Regions from separate parts of the Homo sapiens genome. Here region 1 is linked to region 2. Evidence: chromatin loops called from intact Hi-C (ENCODE). Cell type or tissue: endothelial cell of umbilical vein. All regions are shown on one strand. Links, peaks and the distances in the headings refer to the core of each region. The heading gives the core; the rest is flanking DNA. Region 1 overlaps MID1 (midline 1). Region 2 overlaps MID1 (midline 1).

The links. Peaks named below come from ENCODE experiments on the same cell type or tissue, not always from the same donor. Only the 100,000 strongest peaks of a DNase experiment are listed, where the experiment ranks them.
Region 1: a loop joins it to region 2, with 4 times the contacts of the local background. A loop is called at or near these places in 1 of 110 quality-filtered maps.

What each region holds. Positions count from the first base shown.
Region 1 is chrX:10,552,427-10,556,827 of GRCh38, forward strand. All of the region lies in intron 2 of MID1 (midline 1), which reads right to left. Among named protein-coding and RNA genes, the nearest start is that of MID1, 66 kb to the right of the region's middle. In endothelial cell of umbilical vein, for the core only: no CTCF peak of the experiment used is centred there; a DNase peak (open chromatin) is centred at 2,535; H3K27ac peaks cover 1,691 bases.
Region 2 is chrX:10,480,760-10,485,160 of GRCh38, forward strand. MID1 (midline 1) reads right to left here. Exons shown (of 10, transcript NM_000381.4): 5 at 1,721-1,869. Among named protein-coding and RNA genes, the nearest start is that of MID1, 140 kb to the right of the region's middle. In endothelial cell of umbilical vein, for the core only: no CTCF peak of the experiment used is centred there; DNase peaks (open chromatin) are centred at 1,752 and 2,522; H3K27ac peaks cover 2,683 bases.

The sequences.
Region 1 (4,401 bases), core at 196-4,195, 72 kb after region 2:
CAACTCTCTGATATAAAATGGTATAATATTTGCATATAACCTACCCATATCCTGCAATACTTTAAATCATCTCTAGGTTACTTATAATAATACAATAATTATTAATAATTAATAATACAATAAATAGTCGTTATACTTTTTTATTTGTGTTTTTATCTTTTTTAATTGTTTTTTTTTCAAATATTTTTGATTTACGATTGGTTGAATCCTCAGATGCAGAACCCACAAATATGGAGGGCCAACTGCATTGTCCATATAACTACAGAAAAGGCTTAAAATTTAGAATAACGGGGTAAAGATAGAGGCATTCAAGGAATAACAATAGTGATGGAAAGAGGAACCACTATCCTTTGTCCAGGGCTTCCTAGGGGACAAGCATTATGGAGTTATTACTGAATTATTACCTCTGTTTTACTGATGAGGAATTGAGGCTTGAAAAGTTAGTTTTGTTTTTTTTCCCTTAAGTTCGCACAATTCTAAAATGGCAACGCCAGGACACAAGTTGAAATCAGACTCTAAACCTGTCTCAGATCTGCTGAATCTTATAAATGGTGGCTCATGATGTAATCCCAGTACTTTTGGAGGCCTAGGCGGGCAGATCACCTGATGTCAGGAGTTCGAGATCAGCCTGGCCAACCTGGCGAAACCCCGTCTCTACTAAAAATACAAAAATTAGCCGGGCGTGGTGGCGCATGCCTGTAATCCCAGCTACTCGGGAGCCTGAGGCAGGAGAATTGCTTGAATGCAGGAGGTGGAGGTTGCAGTGAGCCGAGATCACGCCACTGGACTCCAGCCTGGGCTATGCAGCGAGACTCTATCTAAAAAAAAAAAAAGAAATAAAAAAAATATATATATATATGTATACACACACACATATATATACGTATGAACCCTGAGTGGCTTTGTGCACAACCATGTTTGAGATATCTTTGTTTTAGAAACCAATTTAAATCTACAATTCTGACTGATTAGCGATCCTAGAAAGAGGAATGGATAACAGATCAAAAAGTTTTATTATTGACTAACACATGGTGATCATTTTTATATGTATCCACGCTTTGGCATGAATAACTAAATATGAATATTAACTCGTTTTGGTCTCTTAAGAAATTTGAAATGTTGAACTCATAGACCAAGACTATAAATTTACATTTTTAGCCAGGGTAAGTAAATAATCACATTTCAAGTGATGAAATGATTTTAGGGATCATCAGAGATTCATTCATTTATGTTAACACTTAGGTACAGAGAAACTATTGAGTATTGGATAATTCAATATTGCTGTAAGTAAATAAAATGATTCCATATGGATTTCCATATTTCAACTTTGTATTTTTACTTCTTTATTTATATTAGAGTGGAAACTAGCTCATCCTCAATCATAGTCACCACTTCAAAGGGAACTTCTTTGCTCAGTCCAGGGAGCCTGTGTGTCAAAAGTGAAGGCAAAAATACTTGCTCTCTCCATACTCAAACTCTCTCTCTTTCTTTCTCGCTAATTTTTTAAGGGTGGTATGTTTGGACCATAGTTGTTTCTGCTTTAATCATAGGTGACGATTAGTCAAGGGCAAAATGGGGTCCCTGGGTCTGAGCTCCAAAACGTAGTCATCTGACTACAGTTATGCTTTTGAATTTTCCATGGCCTCATGTTCTGCATTGTTAAAGATGGTTCCTATTTACCCAGCTGCTCCCACCCACTAAATGCTAGGCTAGACACTTGGACCTATATTATCTCATTTAATCCTCCCAAGATCCCTAATGAGCAGGTATTATCATTCCCATATTTTTGCAGGAGATACGTGGTTGTTCCAAGGATCAAATAATACTTGAAAGTGCTTTGCAAACTGTCAATCTGGAGATTTACAAATGCTAGTTATTATTCTTGGTAATAGCTAGCTCTTGGTGTTTGATCAACAAACACCCTTGAACCACATCTCAAAACAACTTAAAGCAGCATCTTGACAGATTACTCCACCTTCCTGTACTACCACTCAGCCCTGACCTACGAGGCAGTTTTCTAGAGGTATGGAAGCAGCCCTATGGCCTTGCCTAATATGTTATCAGATGAACGTTTTATTGATACATAATATTTGTACATATTTATGGGGTACATGTGATATTTTGTTACATGCATAGAATCTGTAATGATCAAGTCAGGGTATTTAGAATGAAAGAGCTACTGGAACCAGTTAACAAGCTGGACACTATAAATAAGTGAGGCCCTTGTTTGCTGGGACCCTCTAGAGCTTAAATCAGCAATCCAGAGGCAAAAATAGCATCTCCCTCCAAGCTCCTTAAGTGAAGTGCATACGGCTTCCCCATGTCTCCTAGATCTTTCAGACTCACTCACACAGGCCATACTCAGTGTGTGAGTCTAAAAGCCTGCCCATTTCACTCTTCTTGGCTTTGAATCTGACCATGTCAACCAAGAGTGACTGAGCTCTAAACAGCTGTGTCAAGGGTCAAAGAAGGGGGAAATAAACACTCTACCAGGTCAGGATATTCATCCTAACACCTAAGTTGGTAAAAATTCCATAACAGATAAAGCAAACCCACCAGCTGGCTTGGTTAACACAATAGCACTTCCGCAAGTTTGCTCCCATAATATCTTCCTAGGGATGGATCCTTTCAGAGTGGAAATGACATAAACTGCTTGTGAGCCTGGATATTTATCTGACCTATTAGCCCTGTTCAGGAAGGAAATGGAGACCTCTGAGGAAAGCACGTGAGAAGGGCTAGCAGTCCAGCCCGCGAACAGTAGACCTTTCATAAGAAAGCATCCAGCCGGCTTTTTTCATGGATTGGAGTCTTCATATTTTGCCCTTACTTGCAATTCCAAATGACTGAACAGTGGAATTTGCAATTCCAAATGACTGAATGTCACTGTTCTCTGTAAATGTTGCTTTTTATTGAAATGTATTTTTACTTCAGCTTTTGGAATTAGGCAATTTCCAGATATCAACACCGAAGTCAGTGGTTTTTTATTATTATTCACATTAAAAATTATCTCATTGATTGAGCTCCATGGAGCTCTTTTCATATCCTGTCTATATATTCTTATTACATGTTATAATGAGCTCTAGACCATGGAAGCAACGACTTATCTTTGTTTTTCATTTCTGCATTCCCAGAATTTACTCAGTGTTTATCTCATAGTAGCTACATAAAATATTCCCTGAGTAAACAAATAAGGTTTTTTCTTTCTTTTTTTTTTAAAAGCAGGATCTGATAAAGCAGATAGGGAAAAGAATATTTATAAAGGCACAAAAGGAATAGAAGCTGCTCATGATTTCCATATTGTTTCAGTAATAAGAACCTAGTCTATCCCAATGTAAATAAAAATAAAAACCATATTTTCCGGATTTTCCCCCTCAATAAATAGCAAAAGAGATATAAGGGAGGAGGCAGACGATGATACCGCTATTCTAGGCACCCTGCACAACTGGCACAGAAGAGAGCACAGAGAACAAAACACCCCAGGGCCCCTACAGTGGAGGAGTTGGAAGCTGCCTTCTTGTACAGCTCCTTCACTTCAGCGCTTTCCTCCTCCTCCAGCCCCAGTCGATACCGAAGTTCCTTCCTCTTCCTATTCTAAGAGAGACAGCTGCTAACACACAGCCCAGGGCCAACTTGCTTCATCATTTACTCACATACCAAAGGCAACCCTACAAAAAAAAAAAAAGAAAGCTAGCCCCCTGAGCTCGTCTGACTAGTCTAGGCTTACTGTGTATCATGTCACCCATCTTTTCCTCATCTGTCTAGATGTGTATAAATGTGACAGCCATAGTATAAACCAATGCCAGCTTTTCTTTTCTTGGAAACAGCTGTAGGTGCTCTGATGGCACCTGTGGTGCTGATCCAATCAGATTAACCAGAAACATGAAAGAGCCGCTCCCCTCCACCCCTGCCACCCGCATCCCCAGACTTCAAATTGGGCCTTGTTTTTAAAGCCATTTCTTTCAATTCACCACTCACTGCTTCTTAAAAGTCCATTTCACTACTTAGCTTGGTTTAGAAAGGACAAATCAAAGTTTCCACCCAATTATAATTCCCTTGAGAGTTGTTCAAAGTTTCCCATGTCAGCCAGAAACACATATCAACCCTATAACCACTGAGTAATTTATGATACTGTCAAGAAATCCACCATTGGATTACACCAATGAAGGTTTTATTGTAACAGTAAATGCCCAGATAAAATAATACCTCGTGTACATCCAACACTTACTATGTGCCAGTCACCATGCTCGGCACTTTACAAGCATTTTCCTTTTTGATGCGACATGCAAAATGTGTTTTCCTTTGTCAGCTTAAAGTCCATACCTCATGGGTACGCAACAACGTTGTGTCATACCCAAAAGTCCAGAATATAAAGTGATTAAGTTTTAAATGGATTTTTACAAT
Region 2 (4,401 bases), core at 86-4,085:
AGAGATAAGTATCTAATCAGCTACAAAAGGAATTTTCCTCAAATATAAGAAATAATACAGTCAAGCCGATTGGACAGTAGACCAGAGTTGTAAAAACACGATACATTACTCTTTAAGAAGAGTGAAAATGGAGATGTCAATCACTCCTCCTCTATGCGATATTTTGAGAATTAGCACAAGTTTCCGAAACAAGCAAGCACTCAATAAATGTTAGTTTCCTTTCTCTTTCTTTGAATAAATTTGAGTCATAAGATGGCGAGTATTTTTTTTCCTAGGCCAGGGGTTGGCAAAGTATGGTCTACTGCCTGTTTTTGTAATGGTTTTATTGGCACACAGCCACACCCATTTGTTTCTATATTATCTATGGCCGCTTTAGAGCTAGCTACAATGGCAGAGTTGAGTAGCTGTGACCAAGACCTTACAACCTGCAAAGCGGAAAAATATTTACTTGATGATCCTTTATAGAAAAAGTCTGCTGATCTCTGCTCTAGGATGAAGATCAGCATGCATGAGCTCTCTGGGGTCTTCTAGAGATAGGATTCTATTATTGCTTTGGATAAAGGGCAGTTGACTCTGAAAATTAGAATGAATGAAGTCAAGGCCATTAGCCTGAGTTAGAGATGTCATTTATGTGGCATTGGCTGTACCTGGCCCAGCCTAGTGCTTCTCTTTGTTTTTTCATTTATTTATTTTTTTTGGAGAAAGAGTCTCGCTCTGTTGCCCAGGCTGAAGTGCAGTGGCACGATCTCGGCTCACTGCAACCTCCGCCTCCCAGGTTCAAGCAATTCTCCTGCCTCAGCCTCCCAAGTAGCTGGGATTACAGGCGCCTGCCACCACGCCTAGCTAATTTTTGTATTTTTTTTTTTAGCAGGGACCAGGTTTCACCATGTTAGTCAGGCTGGTCTCGAACTCCTGACCTCAGGTGATCCACCCGCCTTGGCCTCCCAAAGTGCTGGGATTACAGGCGTGAGCCACCGTGCCCGGCTAGTGCTTTTCTTTGGATCCACTAGAATTGCTATAGGTGTTTGTGTCAGTGAAGATGAGCAATTTTTATACCAACCAAGTATGTGTGCCGAAAAAATACTTATCTTTGCCAGTTTTACTGCTGAGCCAACCATTCAGATAACATCACATTAAAGCTCCCTACCTGAGAATAAAGAGTATTTTAAAAGAAGCCCGTATGAGGTTGACAGTTTGGTCCTTTCTCTCCTGCGTGAGTTGGCCTTGACCTTTTCAGGTGAGGCCAAGCTCCTCAACCAAATGAAAATGGGCCTAACAGAGAACAACACCTGTGTGATTTTAAAAAAAAATAGATGAGCCCTGTGATGGAAGAAAATATTCCCTTTAATGTTTTTGCCTTCATTTTGACTCTTTGTTATCAAGTGTACGATAACATCACATCTGAGAGTCACAATAAATGCTGTTTTTGTGCCATCATAAGCTCCCCCCTCGTCCAAAAGCAGGTTGATTTTATTCTTTCTAACTGGTGGACTCTTGTTTCAAAGGCCTTGAACTCCAGACTCCAGGCTGTTACTGAAAGGGCTTTCACATGTCAAAAGGAAGCATCTTTAGCTGGAACAAAACAGCTCAAAGCCTCTATTCTCTCTGGTACTGAGCCTTGAAAATGAAAATAAAAGCAAGGCGAGGGCAAGACCAACCAATCACAGCGCAGATACAAGAGCCCAGCAGCCGAGAAATTCCCAGGGGCCCCTGCACTCACCTCTCGGTGATATTCTTAGCAGTCTGTAGGAAACGCGCATGATCATTCTCCTTCAGAGAGTGTTCCGCTTGGGAGATGAGTGATGCTGACCGCTCAATGCACTGTTTGCAGTTTGCAATCTGCTGAGCCAGTTTGCGAAGCCTCATCACCTTGAACAAAAGAGGCATGGAGAGAGATGGTTACATGGGTGGTCTTGCTTAATGAAAAGGCATCAGGCTGGATCCTTCATTTTGTTGTGTTATCCTTCCATAAAAGTTCAAAAAGTAGGCATAGAGATATATCAAAATATGGAAAGCTCCGTTATGGGACTCTGGTTTAGATATTCCTTATCTCATTGGAGAAGCATTGCTAATTCGTTTTACGAGGAAACACTGAATTGTGAATTGCTTCCCTGTTGATGGGAAAAAAAGGTGTTGCCCAGTGGCAACTTACAAAGGGTCACCAGACGTCTTCCCTGGACTATTCCACACAATGACTGCAAGACTGTAGGGAACCCTGGAACTTTCTCTATCTCAGGTTTATCTTCTTTTCATCAAGAAGATAAAACATCTTTATAGGTGGTGAATCTATGGTTTAAATGAAAACCATTTTCTAAAAAGTGTTTTTTGTAATTCATGTAATAAAATCGAGAATGGAAAGCATTAAGTGTTACTATTTCCCACACTACCTAAAACTCATGTGTTAAATTAACAGAAAGGGAGCATTTTTCCCATTGATTAATATTTTTCCTGTTGAGCAGATGAGAGAAAGCCAAAAAAAGCACAGCTGGGCCATTTCCCCTCACTGGGAACGTCATTTCCAGGCACTTTGTGCTTACTTGATAACTAGGAACTATTTTGATAAGCATTTCCCAGTTGGGATAAAAACGCATGATTGCTTCACAACCTCCATTCCAATTCCTGATTCTGTCTCGCTTGAAAATGTCCCTCAAACATAATTGACCATAACCTCCGGGGCAGGCCAAGATAAGTCCAAGGTAACCCACTTGACCGTTCGCTCTTGTGTTTGAAATGTGCTGTGAGATGAAGTCCTCTAGCCAGAAGCCAAGTTAAAATTAGACAGCTAATTGGAATTGCTGTGTGCCTACTGCCCCCAACCACACACCCAGGGACAGGTTTCAACCGGCTTTATGATAATTCTGGAATGGAAAATAGCCCTGGGTGAAAGGGTACGGAGGAGACCAGTCAATCTGTCTTACAGACAAGGCTGGCCCAAGGCTCTCTCCAGAATTCCTGCTAATTCCAAGAAATTCTTTCTTTCTCCAAGTCGTCATTACCATCCCTGTATAACTCTAATCTAAGAAAAGGAAGGAAAGAGATGTCAGAACTTGAGGCCTCTAAGGAACATCCAATTCCAAGTATGTACTATAAGCAAACAAAGGAAATTCATACTGAATTAGAAGCAGCAGGCACAAGATTTCAGGCAAGGGTGAAAAAAATTCCTGAAAGAGTCAGAGAATGAAGTGTCAAAACTTTAGGGCAAATAATATAGGATCGTGAGCCTGGTAAAAGACTTAATGCATTATAATTATAGTTACTGTCCCCAGTGGATTAATTGTATTCATTAGTGGAATAAAATAACACTTATTTTACACCAAATAGAATTTAGCCTCTGGCATCATTCTATCTGGAGGCAAAGCTAAGGAAGGCATCCAGTACGCGCAGGATATTAGAACATGTTCATAAGAAACTGTCAGAGGAAGGAAAATTCCAGAAGGAAAACTAATTTACAGTCCACAGGACAAACCAAGTGAATGGAATATTTAATCACACAGCATAAAGAATCATTTAAATTACATGGCCGAATTGCAGATGTTTAATACAATTCCAGCAAAAGAAAATAAGGTCAAAATATTCCTTTAGAATAACTTCATGACAACTACTTATCCTTTAGATATGCCTATTAAAGACCACACACATTTCAAATGCGATGATGCTTGAACTCCAGTTTCTTCTTTTCTTTTTCTATCATGATATTGAACATTAAAAGTGACATAACAGGAAAAAGAATAAAAGAGCCCTAAATCATGCAAAAATTAAAGCAAGACAAAATGAGAGTCGCCTGTGAAAATATCGGAATGTTCTACAGAGAACAATTTTGGGCATAATTTTAGTTATAGGTTAGTGTACAATTTCATCTGATACATCTGATTTGAGCTTTGCAAACCTAGTGTAAAAGAATCAGCTGGGCATCATTTTGAAAGAAAAACAGTAGATGTTTGGGTCTACGCTCCAATATTTGAGTTAAGGAGTTGTAATTCGCAGAGCAGGAGGAATTTCCATTTCAACAAGCAACAAATGTTTTTAAGCCTGCAGGTGATGAATCATTAGGACAGTCAGGACTAGCCTTTAAAAAACCAAATAGAAGAGGAGAAAAGCAAATAGCAGAGTGCATTCCTGGTAGAAAAGGCAAGTTGGGTTTTGTAAAACCTTTTGTGTGTGTGCATGCGTGCACGCTGTATTGTGATGTCATATATATTTCTTACTGCGGGTTACAGTAAAAAAAAAAAGAAAAAAGAAAAACACTGCTCTAAGTTAGGTGTTCCTAGGCTGTGATCTGTGGGCCAAATCAGCATACAGCCTGTTTGTGTAAATAAAGCTTTATTGGCATACTACCACACTCATTGGTTACACATAATCTATGGCTGCTTTCTTGCTACAATGTTGTGCAGAAGTGAGTTG